Linked DNA regions of Homo sapiens: region 2 is linked to region 1. Evidence: chromatin contacts called from ENCODE Hi-C or POLR2A ChIA-PET data. All regions are on one chromosome and are shown on one strand. Each heading gives the region's core, a stretch centred on a gene start or an enhancer-like site at or near the end of the contact. The rest is flanking DNA. Distances are from core to core; before and after follow the strand shown. Region 1 holds the start of CARHSP1 (calcium regulated heat stable protein 1). Region 2 holds the start of GSPT1 (G1 to S phase transition 1).

Region 1 (7,709 bases), core at 4,966-7,465:
GCACTCCAGCCTGGGCAACAAAGCAAGACCCTATCTCCAAAAAAAAAAAGAAAAAAAAAGGCCGGGCGCGGTGGCTCACGCCTGTAATCCCAACACTTTGGGAGGCTGAGGTGGGTGGATCATGAGGTCAGGAGATCGAGACCATCCTGGCAAACATCGTGAAACCCCGTCTCTACTAAAAATACAAAAAATTAGCCAGGCTTGGTGGCGGGTGCCTGTAGTTCCAGCTCCTCGGGGGGCTGAGGCAGGAGAATGGTGTGAACCCGGGAGGTGGAGCTTGCAGTGAGCTGAGATCGCAACACTGCACTCCAGCCTGGGCAACAGAGTGAGACTCCGTCTCAAAAAAAAAATAAAATAAAAAAGAAAGAAAGAAACAGGAAACGGTGCAGAATATATGTCTGACCTTGTCAGCAGGGTGAGCAGGGTGGGGTGAATACCCCAGAAGCCGCAAAGGGAAAGAGGGTCAGCAGGTTTGACCACGTGGAATCAGAGAGAGGCAGTGCCCCCCAGCCCCAGCCCCATCCCACCCATTGCCTATGCCTGCTCCCCACCTTCTGCAACAGGAAGAGCTCCAGCCAAGCCTGGGCCTCTCGGGTGTTTTCTGGCATAAACTCTGAGCTTTACTTCTCATCCTACCAGCCACCAGATCCCCGTTCTCTAAGAAACATTTGCAGTGGGCCCTTTGCCATCCCGGGATGAAATCCATAGAAATTTATGTTTCTTAACACACATGTTAAGAGAAAGTTCAGGCTGGGCACAGTACCTCATGCCTGTAATCCCAGCACTTTGGGAGGCCAAGACGGGTGGATCACTTGAGGTCAGGAGTTTGAGACCAGCCTGGCCAACATGGTGAAACCCCCTCTCTACTAAAAATACAAAAATTAGCCAGGCGTGGTGGCATGTGCCTGTAATCCCAGCTATTCGGAAGGGAGATCACTTGAACCCCAGGAGGTGAAGTTTGCAGTGAGCTGAGATTGTGCCACTGCACTCCAGCTTGGGCAACAGAGTGAGACTTCGTCTCAAAAAAAAAATTCAAGGCCGGGCACAGTGGCTCACACCTGGAATCCCAGCACTTTGGGAGGAGGCCAGGGTGGGCAGATCACTTGAGCTCAAGAGTTCCAGTCCAGCCTGGCCAACATGGTGAAACCCTCCTGTCTGTACTAAAAACACAAAAATTAGCCCGGTGTGGTGGCGGGCACCTGTAATCCCAGCTACACGGGAGGCTGAGGCAGGAGAACCGCTTGAACCCAGGAGGTGGAGGTTGCAGTGAGCTGAGATCGCACCACTGCACTCCAGCCTGTGTGACAACAGCAAGACTCCATCTCCGGGAAAAAAAAAAAAAAGTTCAATGTAATGCCCCAATGGTAACATAAAAGAAAAATAAAAAGCAATTTATAGTAAAATCTTTACACACTACACATGAATACATATTTCACAACTTCGTATGGATTCTACTGCCCCTAGCTGTGATAAATGCCACTCCAACCCTAGTGTTGACCCAAGAGAAATGAAAACTTGTCCCTACAAAGACTCGTACACGAGGCCGGGCGCGGTGGCTCAGGCCTGTAATCCCAGCACTTTTGGGAGGCAGAGAGGCAGGTGGATTGCTTGAGCTCAGGAGTTCGAGACCAGCATGGGCAACATAGAAAACCCGGTTTCTACTAAAAATAATTGAAAAAAATTAGCCAGGCTTGGTGTTGCGCACCTGTGGTCCCAGCTACTGGGAAGGCTGAGGTGGGAGGATGGCTTGAGCCTAGGAGGTGGAGGTTGCAATGAGCCAAGGTCGCACCACTGCACTCCAGCCTGGGTGACAGAATGAGACTCCATGTCAACAACAACAGCAACAACAACAAAAGACTATACACTTTAAATGTGTGCATTTAATTGGATGTCAGTTATATCTCAATAAAGCTGTTGGAAAACAGGATTTTTCAGGGAGTGAAAGAACTCTGTATGACACTGTAATGGGAGATCCATGCCATTATACATTTGTTCAAACAAATAGAACGTACAGCTCCAGGAGTGACCCGCATTTAAACCACGGATTCTGGGCGATGACGTGTCAGTGTAGGTTCACCCACTGTAACAAATGTACCACTCGGGCGTGTGATGTGGATAGCGAGGGGGTGCTGTGCGTGTGTGCTGGTCAGGAGTGTTTGGAAAATCCCTGTATTTTCTGCTCAGCATTTTTTTTTTTTTTTAGATGGAGTTTCGCTCTTGTTGCCCAGGCTGGTGCGCAATGGTGCGATCTCAACTCACGGCAACCTCCACCTCCCGGTTGATTCTCCTGCCTCAGCCTCCCGTGTAGCTGGGATTACAGGCAAGCACCACCATGCCCAGCTAATTTTGTAGTTTGTCAGAGACTGGGTTTCTCCATGTTGCTCAGGCTGGTGTCAAACTCCCGACCTCAGGTGATCCGCCTGCCTCAGCCTCCCAAAGTGCTGGGATTACAGGTGTGAGCCACCACGCCTGGTCAGTTTTTTTGTTTTGTTTTGTTTTGTTTTGAGACGGGATTTCTCACTGTATTGCCAGACTGGAGTGCAGTGGTGCAATCATGGCTCATTGCAGCCTCGACTTACTGGGCTCAATGTATCCTCCTGCCTCAGCCTCCCAAGTAGTTGGGACCAGAGGCATGTGCCACCACATCCAGCTATTTTTTTTTTTTTTGAGATGGAGACTCACTCTGGTGCCCAGGCTGGAGTGCAGTGGCGCGATCTCGGTTCACTGCAACCTCTGCCTCCTGGGTTCAAGCAATTCTGCAGCCTCAGGTTCCTGAGTAGCTGGGATTACAGGCGCTACCACCACGCCCAGCTAATTTTTGTTATTTTAGTAAAGACAGGGTTCCACCATGCTGGCCAGGCTGGTCTCAAATCCTGACCTCTGGTGATCCTCCCAAAGTGCCGGGATTACAGGTGTGAGCCACTAGGCCCAGCCCTTTCTGCTCAATTTTGCTGTAAACCTAAACTGCCCTAAAAAGCAAAGTCCGTGTTTGTTTGTTTGTTTACAGACAGGGCCTCCCTCTGTTGCCCAGGAGTGCAGTGGCATGATCATAGCTCACTGTAACTTCTGACACCTGCGCTCACATGATGTGCCTGCCTCAGACTCCCAAAGTGTTGGGATTATAGGCATGAGCCACTGTGCCCAGCCCTTTTTCTTTTTTCTTTCTTTCTCTCTCTCTCACTCCTCCCTCCCTCCCTTTCTTTCTTCCTCTTTTTTTAATTTTAGAAATAAAATATGCTATGTTGCCCAGGCTTGTCTTGAACTCCTGGCTTCTAGGCATCCTCCTGTCTTGGGCTCCCAAGTAGCTGGGATTATGGGCATGAGCCACAGCACCTGGCCGTGGATGAATTTTCATAAAGTGAACCCACCCAGGTACCCAGACTGAGGGACAGAAGTTTACCAGATCCTAGAATCCCACCTTGTGCCCCTCCTGGTCATGGCCTCCCCCCACCCCCACCCCAGTGTCCCCGCTTGTTTATTTGTTTATTTATTTATTTATTGAGGTGGAGTCTGGCTCTGTCGCCCAGGCTGGACTGCAGTGGCACAATCTCGGCTCACTGCAACTTCCACTTCTCAGGTTCAAGCAATTTTCATGCCTCAGCCTCCCGAGTAGCTGGGATAACAGGTGTGCACCATCATACCGGGATAAGTTTTGTATTTTTAGTAGAGACAGGGTTTCACCATGTTGGCTGGGCTGGTTGTGAACTCCTGAGCTCAAGTGATCCGCCCTCCCAGGCCTCCCAAAGTACTGGGGTTACAGGCATGAGCCACTGTGCCTGGCCTTGACTTTTTAAAAACAGCTTAACTGAGTCATAATTCACACACCATACAGTTCACCCATTGAAAGCACACAATGCAATGATTTTTAGTATATCCACGGACTTGTGCAACTATCGCCACCATCACTTTCAGCACATTTTCATCATCTCAAAAAGAAACCCCTGTACCTTTTAAGTATCAACCGTCTAGCCCGCACCCCCACCCCCAGCCTCTGGCAACCCTTAATCTACTTCCTGTTTCTAGAGATTTGCCCATTCAGAACATTTCATACAGATGGAATCACACAAAGTGCGGCCTTTGTGTGGCTTCTTTCTCTTAGCATATTTTCAAGGTTCCTCTATGTTGTAGCTTGCATCAAGATTTCATTCCTGTTGATGAGTGAATAGTTGTCTACTGTATAGATACACAACATTTTGTTTATCCTTTCATCACTTGATGGACATCTGAGCTGTTTCTCCCTTTTGGCTACTATGAGTAATACTGCTATAAATCTTACTCTGTCACCCAGGCTGGAGTGCAGCAGTGCAGTCACGGATCACAGCAGCCTCGATCTCCTGGGCTCAAGGGATCCTCCCACCTCAGCCTCCCCAGTAGCTGGGACTACAGGTGGGTGCTACTACTCCTGGCTAATTAAAACTTTTTTTTTTTTGGTAAAGAAGGGGTCTTACTATGTTGTCCAGGCTGGTCATAAACTCCTGGGCTTAAGAGATCCTCCTGTCTCGGTCTCCCAAAGTGCTGGGATTACAGGCGTGAGCCACCACGCCCAGCCCAACAAGTAAATCATTATTTATCTATTTATTTATTTTTGAGATGGAGTCTTGCTCTGTCGCCCAGGCAGGCTGGAGTGCAGTGGCACTATCTCGGCTCATTGCAAGCTCCGCCTCCCGGGTTCACGCCATTCTCCTGCCTCAGCCTCCCGAGTAGCTGGGACTACAGGGGCCCGCCACCGCGCCCGGCTAATTTTTAATATTTTTAATAGAGACGGGGTTTCCCCGTGGTCTCGTTCTCCTGACCTCGTGATCCGCCCGCCTCGGCCTCCCAAAGTGCTGGGATTACAGGCGTGAGCCACCGCGCCCGGCCTATTTATTTATTTTTAACTTTTTTTCCCCCCCGAGACGGAGACTCGCTGTCGCCCAGGCTGGAGTGCAGTGGCATGATCCTGGCTCACTGCAACCTCCACCTCCCGGGTTCAAGTGATTCTCCTGCCTCAGTCTCCCAAGTAACTGGGATTACAGGCACCCGCCACCAAGCCCGGCAAATTTTTGTATTTTTCATAGACACGGGGTTTCGCCATGTTGGCCAGGCTGGTCTCCAACTCCTGAGCTCAAGTGATCCTCCTGCCTCGGCCTCCCAAAGAGCTGGAATTACAGGCGTGAGCCACCGCACCCGGCCTCAAGTAAATTTTTGTGTGGACAAACATTTTTATTTCTCTTGGGCGCGCAGACACCTAGGAGTGGAGTTGATGGGTTTTATGGAGACTCCAGGGCTCGTGGTTTGAGGAACCGCCGGGCTTTTTCCACAGCAGCTGCGCGGTTGTTCCCACCAGCCGTCTAGGACGGTTCCTTGCCTGGCTTGGACTAGTTGGTTTCGCTGCTGGGCCTTTTCCCCAGTGGCCCCAATAGGGGCTGCAGAGTGAGGCAGGCACAGTCCTCACCGCCGCCTCCGGGGGCCCTGTTGTCCCGGGCGAGCTCCGGGGACCTCTCTCCTTCCCCGCGCCCCTCAAATACCAAGCTGACCCTGGTCCCGGGATCTAGGCTCGCCTTCAGGGGCTGCTCTCGACTGGCCGTGCCCATGGGCTGGTCGCCTCTCTGTGCCTCAGTTTCCTCTCCTGCAAAACAGAGGTAACATTTTTTACCTCCAAAAACAGAGGACTCAAGGAAGGCTAGAAATGAAACAAGAGAAGAGAACAAAATCAAAATCCCCAACGAGAAAACAAAACCCTGTTTTTCTGGTGTGTGTGTGCGTGTGTATTTTTTCTTTCCCTTTTCCTCCTTTCTGTTTTTTGCTTGTTTTCTTCCGTCTCTCTTTTCATTCCTTTATTTCCTTTCTGCTAAAAGTGACACCCTCCGGGATTATACAGATTTTAGAGCCAAAGGCAGGTGGGAGCCGCACCTGGCGCGCGTGGCGAGGGGAAGGAACTGCACGGGCGCAGGGACACAGTTCCCCCACTTTGCAGGGGCGTTTTCTGCTGGTGGGTGCAGCCCAGCTCCGCCCCGCCCCGCCCCGCCCCGGCCCCTACGTCCCGCGCTCTGCGTTCCGCTCTCCCGCCAGTCTAAGGCGCGGACACAAAGGTCCTGTCCGGGCCACTCCCGCCCCGCCCGCCCCCACCGTCCCGGGCTCCCTCCCGCAGCCCCATTGGCCGGGAGCTCCTGGGGGCGGGGATCGGCGCCCCACCCCCCCTCGGGCCACGCCCCCTCCCCAGCTCCGCGCTCTCAGTCGGAGCGAAGCGGCTGGCGGAGCAGAACGGATTGCAGGGTAGGGAGCTCTTCTCGGGGACCCCAGGATAGGCGCCCCTGGCCCGCGGCCCCGGGAGCCGCAGGGGTGGGGCCTCGGCCTCCTCTGCCTCCATCGTCCCCCATCCTGCAGGGTCTTCTAGCTCGGCAGAGGAGGGCTCCGGGCTGGGTTTCTCGGGGCCTGTTTGGGGAACGCGGGTTGCTCCTCCCCAGGGGAAGGGGTGGGTGTGGCAACAGCGGCAAGGATTCTAGGCGGACGTCGGGTAGTACTTCCCGCCTGGCCACCTGTTCTCTGCGTGCAGGGGAAGCTCTTCCCGCCCTCCCCGCTGCTTTTGCCTTTGGGCGGGAGCCCTGGACGGGGGACTCGCCGGGCGGTGGGGCGAGGCGCGGGGGGCGTCGCACGCGGGAAGCAGAGCCACCCCCCGCCGGGCCTGGCCGCGCCAGCTGTGGCTCGAGGTTGGGACGGCGGCCAGGCCCGGCGGGGGAGGTGGGGAGCCGTCCTGGCGCCGCGCGATTAGCCGCATCTGGGGGAGGAGGAGCCGCCGGGCGCGCTGGGCCCGGGTGTTTGCGCCCGGATGGGGGTGGGGGTGCCTTAGGCGCTGGAGAAAAACTTCACCCGCGCCCACAGGCCCCCTTTCCGCAGGCTGCGCTGGCGGTTCAGGTTTGCAGGCCGGAAGTGAAATGTTCTTTTTTGATTTTTAAAAAGGAAGCCTCCGGCCCTATGGTTTTCTGGGGTTGGAGTGGATGTGTGTGCTGGGGGAGGCGGAGACGTCCCGCTCCAGGCAGGGCCTTGGGTCTTAATAGGTGGGGAAATCTCTGCCAAATAGGAGGCCTCTCGGAGCCTCAGTTTCCCCATCTGCAGACTGGGCTCTGACTTCTTCTGGCATGAGAGGGTGTGTGAGAGTAAAAGGAGGCAGCTAGCCCCGTGCCGGGAGACACGTAAGCTACTGTTTTTTAACTTGCTGTTTTGATATTTCTCAGTCTCTCTGTGCCCAGTCTTGCTTGCCCCTGTCATTTGCTGCCACTCTGAAGCCAGAGGGAACTTAGAAAAACAATCCGCTTAGATCTACCCCACGCTGAAAATCGTCCACCGAAGTCCCATTGTCGTCTAAGTCCCCAACTTCTCAGCAGGGCTTCCTGTTATCTTCCGCCACTACCTTCTCCAGCCTCTCTCTGCCTCTGTTCTCCCTCCCTTCGGGCCTTTGGCCCTCCTCTGGGCTCGGGGTCCTCCTTGGAGACCCCACCGCCCTCTGCACTCCCTGGGTGGCCTCGGTGATGACCGTGAGTTCTCGATGCTGGTCCCTTCAGGGCAAGAAAGAGGCGCAGAGCCCGGCTGGGAGTAGATGTTTTCAATGAGCTGAGCTAGGCCTGGCGTGGGGCCATGGGGTGGGGTTGAGGGTGGTTGACGGTGGGTCCCCTAGGTAGGGGATCGGTCTTTGTTCCACCGAGTGGCAAAGCCAGCGCATTTGGTTTGTG
Region 2 (7,360 bases), core at 1,496-3,995, 3.0 Mb before region 1:
TTCAATTAGATGTGAAGAACTAACCTATGAGAAAGTGATCATTCAGTGCTGTAGGAGTGCTACATGGAGGAGAGTAGTATTCAAAGACAAAATGCTTAGAGAAGGATGTGTAGTTCATTATTTGAGTCAGCTGATTGTGTTGACATTTTCTTAGGGGTGGGTGGGTGGGGAGTGAAAATCTGGAAAGAGAAGGCATTTCATTTAGAACACATTGTATTTTTTCTTGTGAATATAAGATGAAAATCTTTTATTCAATAGCAATACAGGTCTCGCATAAATGAAGTTCTAATTTTCATAACAGTTGTTAAGTTCTCTGTAAATCTGACAGTCACTTAATACCAACTTTAAAATGGACATTGTTAAGTATGATTCAGTGAGGTCTTCAGGTATAATAATAGGCTATAACCAAAACTTCCTATTAAGCAGAGGCAAACTCTGCCGGGTGTGGTGGCTCACACCGATAAGCCCAGCACTTTGGGAAGCTGAGGCAGGTGGATCGCTTTTTTTGTTTGTTTTTTGAGACAGAGTCTCGCTTTGTCGCTCAAGCTGGAGTGCAGTGGCGCGATCTCGGCTCACTGCAGGCTCCGCCTCCTGGTTTCACGCCATTCTCCTGCCTCAGCCTCCTGAGTAGCTGGCAATACAGACGCCCGCACACCACGCCCGGCTAATTTTTTGTATTTTCAGTAGAGACAGGGTTTCACCGTGTTAGCCAGGATGGTCTCAATCTCCTGATCTCGTGATCCGCCCACCTTGGCCTCCCAAAGTGCTGGGATTACAGGCGTGAGCCACCGCGCCCGGCCTAACTTGTATTTTTAGTAGAGACGGGGGTTCCACCACGTTGGCCAGGCTGGTCTCGAACTCCTGACCTCACGTGATCCATCTGCCTCGGCCTCCCAAATTGCTGAGATTACAGGTGTGAGCCACTGCGCCTGGCCGGTATGTGTTTTTTTAATCCCTAAAGCTTGGTAGTTTAATATTAAATTCAAATTACTGTAGCCTAGGACTCTTTTGAAAAATACTTGACAGCTTCGTTTTTGACCTATCTCATTAGGCTGAGTTCTCTTTTATCTTTACAATACAGATGTTTAAAATTAAAATACAGATCGGCCGGGCGCGGTGGCTCACGCCTGTAATCCCAGCACTTTGGGAGGCCGAGACGAGCGGATCACGAGGTCAGGAGATCCAGACCATCCTGTCTAACACGGTGTAAACCTCGTCTCTAATAACAATACAAAAAAAATTAGCCGGGCGTGATGGCGGGCGCCTCTAGTCCCAGCTACTCCGGAGACTGAGGCAGGAGAATGTTGTGAACCCGGGAGGCGGGCTTGCAGCGAGCCGACATCGCGCCACTGCACTCCAGCCTGGGCTACAGAGCAAGACTCCGTCTCAAAAAAAAGAAAAAAGAAAATTAAAATACAGATCTAGATCTGGATTTTGTTAGGTTTTTTTTTTTTTTAACAACCTAAGGTTGTTCAGAAACATCTATTCTATGTATGTGCTTCTTTAGTCTGTAATTTCTAGGCAGATTAGTTGCACCCTGTCTAGACTCCTTTCAGAAAAATACTAACAATATGTTTTTCTCTGTCTTGGGCTCCACATGGGTGAATTACAGGAAAGCTTAACAGGTACTCAGAGCAACATTTTTTCCTACTTCATGAAGGGCCTAAATGCGAACTCTTAAGTATTTCTCGTTTGCTTTTGTTCTTTTCCCAGGTTTACCTAATCTGTAAGTGTAAGATGCAGTCGATGAAAAGTACTATGGGAATTCTTGAGCAAATCAGACCATTCAAAAGGAAACCACTTCACGTAATGGTGCATAAGGAAGCTAGACTCACCAAAATAACCCTGTTAGGTAAGCCGGATACACCATGGAATACGGCAATCCTCTGTTTAATTTGCAAACCCTTTGGCGGGGAGGAGGAAAGGATGGAAAAATTTGGGTGAAGGCTTTATATGACTAGTCAAACAAACGGTGAGTCATTGAAATTTTCCAGTTAACAATCCCTTCTGCCTGGGCAGAGCCTGGGCCCCAGCGCTTTATGAGCCACACTGCAGTTTTAAGCCGGAATATCTCACGGTTTTATTGTTTCTTCCACGAAATGATTACATAAAATGAAATCAGCTTTGCAATCTGCACCGGCTTTGAAATGAAGGGCAAAATCTGGCTGGGGGTGAGGAGAAAGAAGGTGGAGAGAGAATAAGGTACGGAGACTGTGAGGCAGAGAACGCAGGAAAGGTGGTGAAAAGAGAGTACAAGAATTTTCGGGAGCTGAGTGTATTTTTCTTCCCCATGTTATAGATGCTGTCCGTTTTCCCCCAGCCTGTGTCCAGCAGGCCAGAGTGGACCCCTCCTATGGGCTAAAATACTCTCGGTCTTCGGCCCAGCACAGAGCTGCACCAACCAGGGCCTGCCGCTGCCCCCCCACCAGGTGACAGGTGGGGCCGCCGAGCGGCCACCAGACCTCCGCCTCCTCGCGTTGCCTGCCGGGAGCCGGAGCCGCTTCCGGTTGCGCCCTGTCCCTGAACTTCGACTCCCGTCGGCCCCCGGGAAAACCGCAGCGGGGTAGCGCGGGCGCTGCCGGAACTTGTAGTTCCACCTCCCGCCGCGCTAAATAGCCGGAAACGGGGGCGGCCAGAACAGAGAACTACCGAGGCGAAGGTACGGGTGGCGGCGAGGGGTCAATCCGCGCCGGGGGTGGGGTTGGCTGTGAGGCCGTCGGAGGTGGTTGGGTGGGAGGAGATCCGCTCACACACACGAGGAGGAGGGTTGAGCTGCCGCCGCCGCCGCCTCTGTCGTCGTCGCGAGTGTGGAGTCGGGACTGGAGCTGCTGCCGCGGCGACGCCGGGGATCTTTGTCGCTAGCTCCCGGCCCTTCTGCCCCGCCGCCTTCCCTCAGTCAGCGTTGCCCACTCCTCTCCGGCCGGGCGCCCCTGCCTCCATTTCCCGCTCTCTGTCCACCACACACACGGCCCCCCCGATCATGGATCCGGGCAGTGGCGGCGGCGGCGGCGGCGGCGGCGGCGGCGGGAGCAGCAGCGGCAGCAGCAGCAGCGACTCGGCGCCTGACTGCTGGGACCAGGCGGACATGGAAGCCCCCGGGCCGGGCCCTTGCGGCGGCGGCGGCTCCCTGGCGGCGGCGGCCGAGGCCCAGCGGGAGAACCTCAGCGCGGCCTTCAGCCGGCAACTCAACGTCAACGCCAAGCCCTTCGTGCCCAACGTCCACGCCGCCGAGTTCGTGCCGTCCTTCCTGCGGGGCCCGGCAGCGCCGCCACCCCCAGTTGGCGGCGCCGCCAATAACCACGGAGCCGGCAGCGGCGCGGGAGGCCGTGCGGGTAAAGGCCCGGGACGCGGGAGGAAGTCCGGCCGGGCGCCGGAGCCCACATGGCGTAGGGGTGCGGTCCGGGGGCGCGCGGCCCTGGGGCCCGGTCGGCACGTGGGGCGCTGACAGTGGCGCCGTCTGCCTGGGTGGGGCGCCCCGAGCCCGGGAGCCGGCCTTCGCGGGGCGGCCCGCGGCGGTGGCCGGGCGGGGAGCGGACAGCGGGCAGCGCGCCCAAAGACCCGGACCCGAGTGCCGCCCCTCCGCGCCCCTGCCCTGCTCTGGAGTCCGCAGTTACCCACTTGAGATGGGAACCGTATGGAACGGAGTGGGGGCCGCGGCGGATCCCTGCCACGAGGCGCAGAATGAGGACAGATGGAGCCAGGAGTCATTTGGGTGGGCGTTTAGAGATCCCAGGAGTTGGGGAGGACGAATGGCCGAGTTTTCCTTTCACCTTAGGCCCAGCCGAGAGAGCGTCTTCTGCTGCGTTTTCTACTATTGAAACTGTAATTACGGTTTAAACTGTCCGTGGCCCCCAACCGTCCTGAAGGAATCCCAAGATGCATTGCAGCCTTGTGATCGGGCAGAAACTTGGCTATCAATACCAAGATCTGTTTTACCCTTAGCATTGTGTACGCTTCTAAAGTTTACAAAGTGCCACAAAGTTAGGATTCCTCACTTAATGTGTGATAGGAGACTATATTGATTTGTGTCTTTTTAAAGTGAAGCTTACACTTTTATCCTTTGTCAGCGACACGTTTAGAGAATTTTCATTGCTGTAAAATCGTTGACCTTATTCAGATTGCTTGGAATAACTCACTGTGTTCGTGCATCAGTAGTTCAGTCTATTTCTTCAGACACTTGAGCATTTGTTATAATTTAATAGTTCTCACGTGTCTTTCTGACCGTAGCTAGTAGACATACATTTTCTAATCCATAAAATTTCGAGTTAACTTTGGTTTTTAAACATCTTCCCGTACTTAGGGGTTGCTTAAGTCGTAGGTAGCATGCTTGCAGGTGCTGACGTTGTAGGAATATCCGGTGAGTGAACTTATGTATTCTCATAATGGTGCTTATTTTGTGGTAGGTAGCTTGCTTTCAGGTACTGATTTTGTGGGAATGTCAAATGAGTGAACTTAAGTATTCTCTTCCTAATGGTGCTTATTTTAGGAACTATCAGTGTTTCCTTAAAGAGAAAATGAAAAAGGAAGGAAAAGGCTGAACGTCCTTTCATCATTTAGCCAGGACGTTAGTGGGGTGGGTCATGACATCCAGCGCATTTTAAGTGAGAACATATTGTTGATTTCTCTCTTTAAAGTTCTGTATTGTGGTGGTTCTTAGATAAGTGGACATTATAAAAGTGCTCCAGGAGTTTGGTTTCTACAGAAACTTTTGTCACCGTTTGCTCTTTCGTGGTAAAGGGATAGTGTCTGGAGAAACACTCTGATGACGTATGTACGTCAGCACGGTTGATTTGGTGGTTTTGTTGACAGTGGCATTTATTTGTGTGGGTGGTTGATGTTTTCTTTTGAGGAGATCGAGCACTTTCAGGGTGGTACGGCTCTAGACAATGTTTTCCTCTTGAATAAGGAAGCTTAGCTTGTAATTCTTGACTTACATCAAGCCATTTTGACTGCCTAACCTAGTTCACTTCTCAGCTCCTAAAAGTGCCCATTCCCTACCTTACTTTGCAGATTCCGTTTATCCAGCCATTTTCTTTCTTGGCTCTTCCTCCTTTCTGTGGAGCCACCAGCACCACTCTGACTAGACTCAGGACTCCATTTACAGCCTGTCCAGCGAGTCATCCGGGGATAACCAACCTTGGTCTAGAATGGTCACTGTTGGTGACTAGGTATTACCTCTTATGCGGGCTTTCTCTCTTCCTGATAGTTGCTAATTTGTAGTTACACCTAATCTTTTTCTCTTTGACAGTGCTAGAAATTGGAGATGCGAAAACCTGTAGGGAAGTAGCTGTCAGTAAGAGAATCCGTACAGCATGGTCAACTTTCTTGTTTTTAATCAAAAAACTATTTTGGTGTTACCGACTTTACCAATTGCTTGTACCAAAATGCCAGTTCATGTTTTTAAAAAATTATCCTATGTAGGATGTCTATTTGGAAAAGAACTGATTTTCTAAGTTGAGGTCCAGGGTTATATTGAGACTGTTGGATTGCATGTTCCAGACTATTAAGTCCATAAAAAGCCAGCATCGGAGAACAATCAGTGCTTATAAAAAGCAGGGGGATAAATAGGAAATAACACCTGGATTGGAACTTACAAAGGGGGAACCAAAAAGTTTGCAAGGTTTTTTTGATAGCGAGGAAGTGGACAATAGGGCTAGCATGTTCTGTTCTTTAGTTAAGCCATAGCCGAAATTTGTGCTGGGTGTGTTTTTAAACTGCATGCCGGGAAAGCTGTTGAAGGAGCCTGGAGAGTCAGACCTTGGGATTCAGTATTGACCTTGGATCTCTTTGAAAACTAAAGAATATAGGTTCCTTAAGAAATAATTAAGTGGAACCCATTTAAGTGTAATTAAGTGTAATTCATTTAAGCACAGTTCTCTAGAGCCAAGTAAATTGGCCAAGAGATTCTCCTTAAAAAGTGAGGTCCCCAAGTGAATAAAAATATAGAAGACAAGGCTTAATGTATATTAGAACAAGCATTTTATCTGATAGGATGTATTTAAGTTGCAATTTGCACCTAGTTTTTTTTATTGTTAGATAAGAAACTGGTTTAGTAATTTTAGGGTTACTTGAACTTTTTAGAACAGCCAGAGCTTCTAAAGTAATGATGTGGTGTTCTTTGCATCATCCCACCTTTAATGCTTCTCAGAACTCACTGCCATTAAGAAACAAGCATGGAATAAAACCAGCAGCCCTCAGTACTTACTTGGAGGAGGCACTGTCTCCAAAACTTAGCAGATTGTATTGTGGAACTTGAATTTTAAAGAGAAACATTCTGTTTTGTAGTGTTCCGTATTTGCTGAATGCCTTATTTATTGGAAGAGGAGGTTTTTTTTTTGTTTTTTTTTTTTTTTGAGACGGAGTCTTGCTCTGTTGCCCAGGCTGGAGTGCAATGGCACGATCTCGGCTGACTACAACCTCCTCCTCCCAGGTTCAAGCAATTCTCCTGCCTCAGCCTCCCGAGTAGCTGGGATTACAGGCACCTGCCATCATGCCCAGCTATTTTGTGTGTGTGTGTTTTTGCAGGGATGGGGTTTCACCATGTTGGCTAGGCTGGTCTTGAACTCTTGACCTCAGGTGATCTGCCCGCCTTGGCCTCCCAAAGTGCCGGGATTACAGGTGTGACCGCGCCTGGCCTTTTTTTTTTTTTTTTTTAAATGATTGACATTTAACTTACACACTGTAAAATTCACCCTTTTCAACTGTACAAGCTGGGCGCATTGGCTCACACTTATAAACCCAACACTCTGGGAGGCTGAGGTGAGAGGATTGCCTGAGGCCTCCATAAAACATAGTGAGACTGAGACCCTGTCTCCACAAAAAAAAAAAAAAAAAAAAAAAAAAAAATACAGCTGGGTGCAGTGGCTCATGCCTGTAATCCCAGCACTTTGGGAGGCCGAGGTGGACGGATCACCTGAGGTCAGGAGTTCGAGACCAGCCTGGCCAACGTGGCGAAACCTGTCTCTATTAAAAATATAAAAATTAGCCAGGCATGGTGGTGCGCGCCCGTAGTCCCAGCTACTGGGGAGGCTGAGGCAGGAGAATCACTTGAATCTGGGAGGCGGAGGTTGCAGTGAGCCGAGATCACACCACTGCACTCTAGCCTGGGCGACATTGACACTCTGTCTCAAAAAAAAAAAAAAAAAAAAATAGCTGGGTGTGGTGGCACAAACCTGTAGTCCCAGCTACTTGGGAGGTTGAGGTGGGAGGATCTCTTGAGCCCAGGAGCTGGAGGCTGCAGTGAGCTATGATGGCACCATTGCACTCAGCCTGGGTGACCAAATGAGACACTGTCCAAAAAGAAAAGTAAAGTGTACATACAGTTCAGTGGCTTTTAATATATTTGTAAGGTTATGCAACC

What was found. A loop is a pair of places that touch in the nucleus more often than their neighbours do. ChIA-PET counts read pairs that join two places held with the same protein, here RNA polymerase II (POLR2A). Pooled maps may share reads with other maps.
Region 2: a loop to region 1 is called in a pooled map, with 17 times the contacts of the local background. The contact joins the promoter of GSPT1 here to the promoter of CARHSP1 in region 1. A Hi-C loop is called at or near these places in 7 of 50 pooled maps. POLR2A ChIA-PET finds 5 or more read pairs at or near these places in 3 of 52 experiments (B cell, T-cell and naive thymus-derived CD4-positive, alpha-beta T cell).

The regions. Positions count from the first base shown.
Region 1 is chr16:8,867,512-8,875,220 of GRCh38, reverse strand. It overlaps CARHSP1 (calcium regulated heat stable protein 1), which reads left to right and starts at 6,215. Exons shown (of 4, transcript NM_014316.4): 1 at 6,215-6,255. CARHSP1-DT (CARHSP1 divergent transcript) reads right to left here and starts at 5,940. Exons shown (of 2, transcript NR_186721.1): 1 at 5,893-5,940; 2 at 5,182-5,608. RefSeq lists a silencer at 5,893-6,852 and an enhancer at 6,993-7,052.
Region 2 is chr16:11,911,341-11,918,700 of GRCh38, reverse strand. GSPT1 (G1 to S phase transition 1) reads left to right here and starts at 2,745. Exons shown (of 15, transcript NM_002094.4): 1 at 2,745-3,332. The coding sequence starts at 2,981. RefSeq lists enhancers at 805-1,305, 2,606-2,755, 2,364-3,301 and silencers at 2,356-2,415, 3,126-3,195, 3,286-3,525, 3,566-3,615.